Linked DNA regions of Homo sapiens: region 2 is linked to region 1. Evidence: chromatin contacts called from ENCODE Hi-C or POLR2A ChIA-PET data. All regions are on one chromosome and are shown on one strand. Each heading gives the region's core, a stretch centred on a gene start or an enhancer-like site at or near the end of the contact. The rest is flanking DNA. Distances are from core to core; before and after follow the strand shown.

The links. A loop is a pair of places that touch in the nucleus more often than their neighbours do. ChIA-PET counts read pairs that join two places held with the same protein, here RNA polymerase II (POLR2A). Pooled maps may share reads with other maps.
Region 2: a loop to region 1 is called in a map of IMR-90, with 5 times the contacts of the local background. The contact joins two enhancer-like sites. A Hi-C loop is called at or near these places in 10 of 168 maps with a recorded cell type or tissue (IMR-90, Right ventricle myocardium inferior, adrenal gland and 5 more) and 6 of 50 pooled maps. POLR2A ChIA-PET finds 5 or more read pairs at or near these places in 5 of 52 experiments (BJ, HEK293, K562 and 2 more).

The regions. Positions count from the first base shown.
Region 1 is chr6:160,929,192-160,933,772 of GRCh38, reverse strand. All of the region lies in intron 3 of LOC102724087 (a long non-coding RNA gene), which reads right to left. Among named protein-coding and RNA genes, the nearest start is that of MAP3K4, 60 kb to the left of the region's middle. RefSeq lists an enhancer at 2,762-3,056. Within about 2 kb of position 2,477, at least 4 of the 41 ENCODE cell types and tissues checked have a DNase peak (open chromatin) inside an H3K27ac peak, as active enhancers do.
Region 2 is chr6:160,972,414-160,976,994 of GRCh38, reverse strand. The region is part of intron 5 of LOC102724087 (a long non-coding RNA gene); the gene reads right to left. Among named protein-coding and RNA genes, the nearest start is that of MAP3K4, 17 kb to the left of the region's middle. RefSeq lists an enhancer at 458-1,172. Within about 2 kb of position 2,559, at least 13 of the 41 ENCODE cell types and tissues checked have a DNase peak (open chromatin) inside an H3K27ac peak, as active enhancers do.

The DNA.
Region 1 (4,581 bases), core at 1,228-3,727:
AATAATGAACTACGTAATCAGCTATAGAGTTGAGGGTGTGGAGCTTACACAGGACAGCTGAGCTACCGGTTTAAAATGAATGGTATTTTTTAAAATGACTATTTGGAGGATTAACAGAAATAGAACACCCAAACAAGGGTTGATAAGAAAGGACCCCAGGGCTCTGTCTCAGCTCTCCTGGCCACACCTGGAGGACATGGGCCTCTCCAAGGTCTCACGCTTTCAGGAGGTGTTGATGAAGGATATGGAGAGACCTGAAGCTCTGGGCGCTGCGCAGTCTGAGAAGAGAAGCTCCAGGAACGTGGGAGCTGAGTGCAGATACCGGAGGGCTGTCATCCAGCAGAGGGAGTAGGTGACGACTGGCCTAGCGAGGGACCCTTATCAAGGCTACATTTGTAGATCACTTTGTTTGTGTGGGGCACTGCTGTGACTGCATTAAATTTCCACTTACCTAAATCCATTTTTGTGCACTTGTTTTCTACTCTTGTAAGAAACACAACAGCGTCAACCTCAAAACAGTAATCTAGTCAAAGGAGCAATTCCCAAGGCACGACATGTGGGGAATTCAGATTCATCAGCACCCACAGAGACTACAGTGATTATTGATAACGCCAACTTAACGCCTGGCCAGCAGCATGGATCCTGACCTCCACTATTCTTGTGTGTTTACGGAATCACACAAAAGTGCAGTGTTTTCATTTTTGCTGCTTGTTTCACAGGTCTGTATAACCCACTTTTAAAGTCAAAAAGGCCAATAAAAGTATAAACTCAGTACAATGTATAATATACCTATTTCATATACATATGAATAGATATACACTTTTACACATGTATGCATATGTATCATATGCGTCAATTACTAGATGGAATAGAATTTTTTTTTTTTGAGACCGAGTCTCTGTCACCCAGGCTGGAGTGCAGCGGCATGATCTCAGCTCACTACAACCTCCGCCTCCCAGGTTCGAGCGATTCCTCTGCCTCAACCTGCTGAGTAGCTGGGATTACAGGTGCGTGCCACCATGCCCAGCTAATTTTTGTATTTTTAGTAGAGATGGGGTTTCACCATGTTAGTTAGGCTGGTCTCGAACTCCTGACCTAGTGATCTACCCACCTCAGCCTCCCAAAGTGCTGGGATTACAGGCATGAGCCACCATACCCCACCTAGAATTTTTTAAAATTGAAATATTTTCCAGTTTTTAAGCATATCAGCATATCAGCTAACTTTAAAGTGTTAATGTCACTGTACTTATAAATTATTGAAGCTTAAACTTTAGAATAGTGGAGGATAAGTTAAACGTAGCAAAAAGATTTCTCCTTTATTACTTCTTTTTTTAAAAAATATTTTTTTTTTTGGCACAAGCTCTCGCTCTGCTGCCCAGGCTGTAGTGCAGTGGTGCAATCTTGGCTCACTGCAGCCTTGTCCTCCTGGGCTCAATCATCCTCCTACCTCAGCTCCCGAGTAGCTGGGGCTACAGGCGTGCGGCCACCACACCCGGATAATTTTTTTGGTATTTTTTGTAGAGATGAGGTCTTGCCATGTTGCCCAGACTGGTCTTGAACTCCTGTGCTCAAGCAGTTCTCCTGTCTTGGCCTCCCAAAGTGCTGGGATTACAGGAGTGAGGCACTGCACGTGCCCTATTGCTTCTTTAAATAAGGGACAAGAGATATAAAGAGAAAACAGGAAGTACCTTCTCCCTCTGTAACTTATGAGGTAAGCAGCTAATTGATCATATGGTAAAGAAGAACCAAATAAAATTAGTGTCTCAAAATATCAGGAGCACTGCTTCTGTGAAATCAGTTAAAGTACATGTCCATATTAGTCATCCATTGATACACATGCTTATTTTCCTAAGTGAATTCTCCACAATTCTGAAAACCAGTGAAAAGATTATCTCATGTTAGTTCTACACAAAACCAAGCATCGCATGTGACTCTCCATGTTTCAAGGCATACACATCCCTTTCCACCGAGGATCAAAGTGCCCTACACCAAGGATCAAAGTGCCCTATGGGAAGCAACTTCTTGCCTTTTAAACCAGATTCAGTAAACAAAAACTGTTTTGCATAGCTGACAAAAGATCACACTGATTGCACAAAACAAGGTCAGCCTGTGGAAGGAAGCTTACAAGGTCAAATGGGGCACGTTAAGGAGGCGTAACCCATCACATTGACTTTTCTGCTGTTAGAATTTTTTTCTGGTAAAAAATACAGGTATCAGGATTCCCTGTGTCCAGCAGGTGTTAGAACAGAGGAAGACAGAGGGCGGCCTCCTGCAAAACATCTCCTACCCTTGCCAGTTTCCAATCCAGTGTCCAGGGGCTGGAGCATCAGGGCTCCCCGTGCTTGCGCTTGGAAGCAGAAACGCCCTCAAGCCCCAGTTCTCTCAGGGGCTCCGACCCACCTACCTGGGGTTCAGCCCCGGAGCCAGCGGCTGGACCGAACGGGGTCGCGCCCTGGAACACAGGGCGGGCGAAGGAGAAAAGCCCAGCTGGCAGCGCATGGGCGAGCGTCCTGCCTTTCCCAGCGGCCTTGGCCTGGCCATCATGGGCTTGCGGGAGGGGTCCGCCCACCCGCGCCCCCGCCCCGGGCCCCAGCCCCGTGCCTGCGCCTCTGCGGAGCGCAAGCGGCCTTGTTCCTCTCCCGCGGGGGACCCTTCGCGAGCTCCAGAAGCATCAGTGTCCTCCGGGCGGCCGCGGGCCCGCTGCGGCTCCCACCCTGGCGCCCCTGGATTGCTCTCCCCACTCTCAGCCTTACGCCCCACTCCTTCCACCCCGAATTTTGCAGCCTCAGGACTTGAACCATCTGCTGGCTGAAGTCACTTGGGACAAAACCCACGACAGGTTTTGGGAGCTGGACACTCCCTCCCAAGGAGGCGAGGGCGCGCAGCGAAGTGTGGGGTGTGCCGCCCCCTGCCGGCCTGGGTGACGTTCGCTTCTGCTTCCACGCTGCCCAGCAATGTCCAATTGGAACGTTTGGAAGGCAAGGCTGAGAATAAATGCTGTTTGCAAATTCCAGAAAAGAAAAAAAAATGTTGTTCTTCTATTTAGCAAAAGGTTTTCCCAGCCAAGCCAGCACTTCTGTGGGTAGTATTTAAGTCTTAAGTGCGTCAGAGCTGTTGCCTGCAGGCGCTGGTATTGCCCAAGGGGAAGTATCAGGACAATGTCTACGAAAACTCCAGGATCTTGGATGAAGCAACCTTTCCACATTAAGTTTGTAGCATAATCTACCAGGTCTCCTACGATTTACCCGTCATGCAAAAGGAGCAAGTTTCTGCAAAACAGGGCTTTCAAAGAGCCTTTTCAGGAGAAGAAAATGTTGGAAGAGCTAATTTGTTGCCTACTTGTTGTTCACTTTGCAACTAAAACTAATCCCCTTAAAGGTATTTATGGGTATGAATGATAAATAATGAAAAGGATCAAAATAGGAATGTTTCATTCACTTTAACCTGGCCCATGCTGTGCACTTCAGGCCCTAGACTCTGGTTTGAACTCTGTGATTTCTATCATTCCTTGGCTTTGTTTGCTTCATTGCTTGGGCTTTCAGACTGATCAGAGTTCTGTGAATACAGTAGGTGCTCAATAAATCCTTAATCTGGGTACTACCATTGATGCCTGTGGCAGTGACTGCAGATGGGCGGGCTCCTGCAGCAGCGAGGCGTGGGGCTAGAGGGCCTGGCTCTGGCATCCAACCCTGCTCCATCTGCCACAAAAGCTGTGTGACTTTGGGGAAGTTATGAACCTCTGCTGAACTCTCTGTGGGTAAAATGAGAGTAGTAGCAATAGCACCTCCCTCATAGGGTTGGAGTGAGGAGTAAATGAAATAACCTGTGTAAAGAACCTGGTATGGTGCCTAGTGTTGTGTAAACTACTAATTGGACAGGGGAGTAGTATCCAGAATATACAAGGAACTCAAACATCTCAACAGCAAAAAACCAATGCAGTTAAAATACGGGCAAATGATCTGAGCAGACATTTCTCAAAAGAAGTCATACAAATGTCCAACAAATATATGAAAATGTGCTCAATATCACTAATCATCAGCGAAATGGAAATCAAAACCACTATGAGGTATTAGCTCACCCCAGTTAGGATGGCTATTATCAGAAAGACAAAAAATAACACATGCTGGTGAGGATGCAGAAAAAAAGGGAACTTTTCTACACAGTTGGTGGGAATTTAAACTAGTACAATCTCTCTGGAGAACAGTATGGAGGTTCCTCAAAAAACTACAAATAGAAGTACCATATGATCCAGCAATCTCACTACGGGGCATTTATCCAACAGAATGGAAATCATTATATCACAGAGTCATCTGCAGCCCCGGGTTTATTGCAGCTCTGTTCACAATAACCAAGACATGGAATCAACCTAGTTGTCTGACCACACATGAATGGATAAAGAAAATGTGGCATATACATACCATGGAATACTATTCAGCTATAAAAAATAATGAAATCCTATTATTTGCAGCAACATGGATGAAGCTAGAGTACATTATGTTAAACAAGCCAGGAGCAGAAAGATTAACACTGTATGTTCTCACTCATAGGTGGCAGCTAAAAGAAGTTGATCTCAAGAAGTAA
Region 2 (4,581 bases), core at 1,310-3,809, 43 kb before region 1:
ATCTTAGCTGTCTGCAACTTCTGCCTCCTGGGTTCAAGAGATTCTCCTACCTCAACCTCCTGAGTAGCTTGGACTTCAGGCCAACCAGTAATTTTTGTATTTTTTGGTAGAGGCAGAGTTTTGCCATTTTGAGCAGGCTGGTCTCGAACTCCTGACCTCAAGTGATCTGCCCACCTTGGCCTCCTAAAGTGCTGGGATTACAGGCATGAGCCACCACACCTGGCCCAAAGTCCACTGATTTCAATGTCAATATCATCCAAAAGCACCCTCACAAAAACACCCAGAATAATATTTGACCATGTATCTGGGCATCATAACCCAGCCAAGCTGACACATAAAATTAGCCAGTACACAGGGTTCTCACCGAGTCCAGCACTGGGAGAGGACCGTGAGGACTAAGCTTTGATTTTTTTTTTTTTCTCTTGCCCAAATTCCTATCTAAGGGGTCTGGAGAGTCATGCCCTACAAACCATCAATTCTCATGAGCTGGGTTTTATTTAACCCTATATGTTGTGACTTACTTTCCAATCTGACTCCGGCATAACATTATGTGACGAGGAAGAAAGTCATATTTTACCCCAAAACATGTTTCTTTGCCCTATTTTGAAATAGCCCTGCAAAGCTGTCCTATGTGGGGGAAAATTTGCATCTGTAAAGAATCTCTATTAACATAGCTAGATCTTTTTCTTCCAGGCCCTCCCAATCCTCAAGAGATTAACTAAGAGTCTAGCACCTTTTAAAGGTCTGAATAGGAAACATTTGTCATCTATTGCCTCTAAGGGCAGCCTGTATAAGACTTCAAAAGAACCTTGGTCTCCACAATCTTTTATCTTAACCTGAACATTTCTTTCTATTGACGCCAGGTCTTGAGACAAACTAAATCAATTGTCAACCAGAAAATGTTTAAATTCGCCTATAGTCTGGAAGCCCCTGCGTCTCTCCCAGCAGGTCCTTGGACCACTAGCCTAGGAATCTCTACATGAAAACACAGATCGTTTGGCCTCATCCAGGAATAAGTGAATCAGAACCCTGGGGCAGGACCCAGGCATCTATATTTTAAACAAATTCTTCAGTTCACATTTAGAAATAAGTACAAATAATAGATTTATAAGTATATTTTAAATATAAAATATACAGTATGTTTAAATATTTATTATACATATAATACTATACTTCTATATTAAAGAGAATAATTATTGATATGAAATTTAAACCTTTGTATAAATGTTGCATAATAATATGTTTATGGGTACATTAGAAATACTGCACATCAGTGTGCAAACTAGAGTCCAGTGTTCTGTTAGCTCATTGGTTTTCTTTGCATCTCTGTTCCTCTTAGTGTCTAAATCTGTACCTGATGTGGCAAAGTGAGCTTAATAAATTACATTGAGCGATGGGTCATCAAGCTAAAATTGGTAGATTATTCATTTTACCAAACATGATTGTTCTAAAGCAATATATGTGGGCCTTTCTGGGAGGAGAAGGAAGGATCACTCTAAGGGAGGCTGATTAAACAGATAGTTTCAAGCACAAGGTAGCATTTGAGTAGGGCCTTGAGAGACAAATGAGATGTCACTAGACAGAAAGGGTGGTGTGTTAATCTGTTTTATGTTGCTATAACAGAATAGCATAGACTGGGTAATTTACAATGAGCAGCAATTTATTGGCTGACAGTTCTGGAAGCTGGAAAGCCCAAGATCAAACTGCTAGCATCTGGCAAGGGCCTTCTTGCTCTGTCATAACACGACAGAAGGCATCACATAGAGGAAGGGCAGAAAGGGGGAGAGGGAGAGGCAGCAAGAGGGGTCAACCCCCTCCCCTCCCAGGATAACAAACCCATTCCCACAATAAGAAAAACAAAGCCTTCATGACCCAAACACTTCTTAAAGGTCCCACCTTCCAATACCATTGCAATGGAAATTAAATTTCAACCCGAGGTTTGAAGGGGCAAACATTCAAATCATGGCTGGTGGGAGTGAACTGAGGGAGAGGGAAGGACAGAAAGCAAAAGTGCATGCAGGGATTCAGGGACGGAGACCACTCAGATGATCTGGGTGACAAGGTTGGAAAGATGAGTGGCGGGTAAAAAGTGAAGAGTTTCAAATGTCAGTCTGCACTTTGCATGCAAATCCACAGTGGCTACTGGAGAGCCTGTTACTCTTCTCAGTTTAGAGTCTTAATTTTAGGTTCTAAGTACAATATAAACTGTCACAATAAGAGGGCAGATTAGAATGCATTTCGAAGCTGCCGTGGTTCCCTAGGAGCAGCACAGAGCAGGAGTCTGCCTCGGCATAGGGCCCATGGCTTGTCACGTGAGAGTCTCAGACCCTGTCCACATCTGAAAACACTCAGAACTCAAGGCTGGAGACTGTAAATCTCTCACTTAGCTGGCAGTCTTTGGTGTGATTCATTCATGCCAGATTCTCAATAAGAGTATTCCTAGGCCCCATCTTTCTGGGTGCCCAGGAACTATGTGAGTGTGAGGCTGGGACACGTCAGAATATTTCAGGCCAAGCTTCTTCACGTCCCCTGCGGTCTGCCAGGTCAGGACGCGTCTGTTATAGGTCATCACCATGGCTTGTTTATGAACTGGCCAAGTGCCTCAGTCACATGAGGGCAGGTGTGTGGGAGGGTATTCTGATTCTTTTATCTGGGAACTGGGTTTGCTCTCATTTTTTCTTTGGAAGACAAAAAAAAAATAGGGAAAACGCATTTGTGTGAAGATACTCCTTGCCTTCCACATGCAGTCTTTCTCTTTGCCATAATTTCCTTTCTTAGTTTCACCTCTAGTTCCTGGGTCCAGGGGAGCAGGTGGGGACAGGGAGCCCCGTCACTACCTACACTGCAGCCTCACTGCACACTATGCACATGGACAAATCCCACCCAGTGGATCTTCTACATCTGCAGTCCAGAGTCGGCTTCCCATTGCTATCAGGCTTCCAAGTTCAATGATCTCATCTCCTAATTATTAAACAAAACATAACAAAACAAAACAAAATGCCAGTTCCTCTAGGCCATGTTTTGCAAATCACACTCCCTGCTTTGTAGAAGTGGCTCTTATGCACTTTAGGCTGAGATAAAAGTTTGTTTTTTAAACATTCCTCATGTTGGGTTTAAGAAAAAACCTTGTCAACATCACAGCATGAAACAATTAACAATTTAAGATAACCAGTCAAGCTTTATCATGAATATATGCATTGAGATGTTCAGAAGAGAATAACAGTGATTTTCAAAAGATGTCTCATTACCAATATTAGCAGTTTCAATAACTGCGAATTAACTTCCTGACTTTATTTCTGAACACTTTCAGAACGACCTCATTTCGCAGAGGTGTATTATTCTCCTACTGTATGCATGGCTCTGTGCGGATTACCAAGGGAAAGGTCACTACCCCAAGGAGTGTGCAATCCAGCTGGGAGATAAGACAAGCACGCATGACATTTCAGTAACAGCTACAAACAGTAAGTGTCCGCTCTGCTCTCTGCCCAGCCAAACCACCCCCATCCTCTGGATCCAGCTGCTGCCCCATCTCCTTCCTGATGAGGTCCTCAGCCTCCCAGGCGGCCCCTTTCTTCCCCCGCCCTGGCTTTCCTGGCCCACATGGCCACTTCCTCCCGCACAGCCTTCTCCTGAGACTTGATTGCCTTGTGTGTGCTACATTTGTTCCCTGGCTGGACTGCATTCCCTGGGGGAGCAAAGGTTTCCCATTTCTTTTATATTCTCTTCAACAACTAGCACCTGGAAAAGGCTCACTAAATAGTCAAATAATAAAGCCCAGGACTCAGCCCACAAGACTTATGAGCAACTATTTACACCCATGGCAGCCTGGAGAGGAGCAGGGGCAACCGGGAGAGCAGAAGGAACTTGAAGGAGTCAATGGCAATGGCTGTGGCCTTGACAAGCAGGAGGCTCTGAATGTAATGGTCAGTGGGTTAACCATCATCACACTGAGGCCAATCCTAACCAGCCCAGCATGGATTATGAGCTAATTTCTGAACCCACAAATAAACAAAAAGCACCTCAATGACAATCACGGGTGCCCCCAGACTGTCCAGTGGTGCGATGCTGGAAGAGACACAGCGAACTTTTTGAAATCTTTGTTATTCTCCTTGGACCCTTTCAATAAAGATAATCATGATAAAGCCAGAGATCCGTCATGCTTATCTTTTGTGTGTGTGTGTGTGTGTGTGCGCGTGTGCGTGCGCGTGCGCGCAATGGAGTCTCGCTCTGTCACCCAGGCTGGAGTGCAATGGCGCAATCTCGGCTCACTGCAACCTCTGCCTCTCAGGTTCAAGCGATTCTCCTGCCTCAGCCTCCTGAGTAGCTGGGATTACAGGCGCATGTCACCATGCCTGGCTAATTTTTGCATTTGTAGTAGAGACAGGGTTTCACCATGTTGGTCAGGCTGGTCTCGAACTCCCGGCATCGTAATCTGCCCACCTCGGCCTTCCAAAGTGCTGGGATTACAGGCATGAGCCACCGCGCCTGGCCCCTCATGCTTATCTTAAATTGTTATTTGTTTTATGCTCTGATGCTAAAAATGTTTTTACCTTAGCTCGACATAAATATTTTTAAAAAATC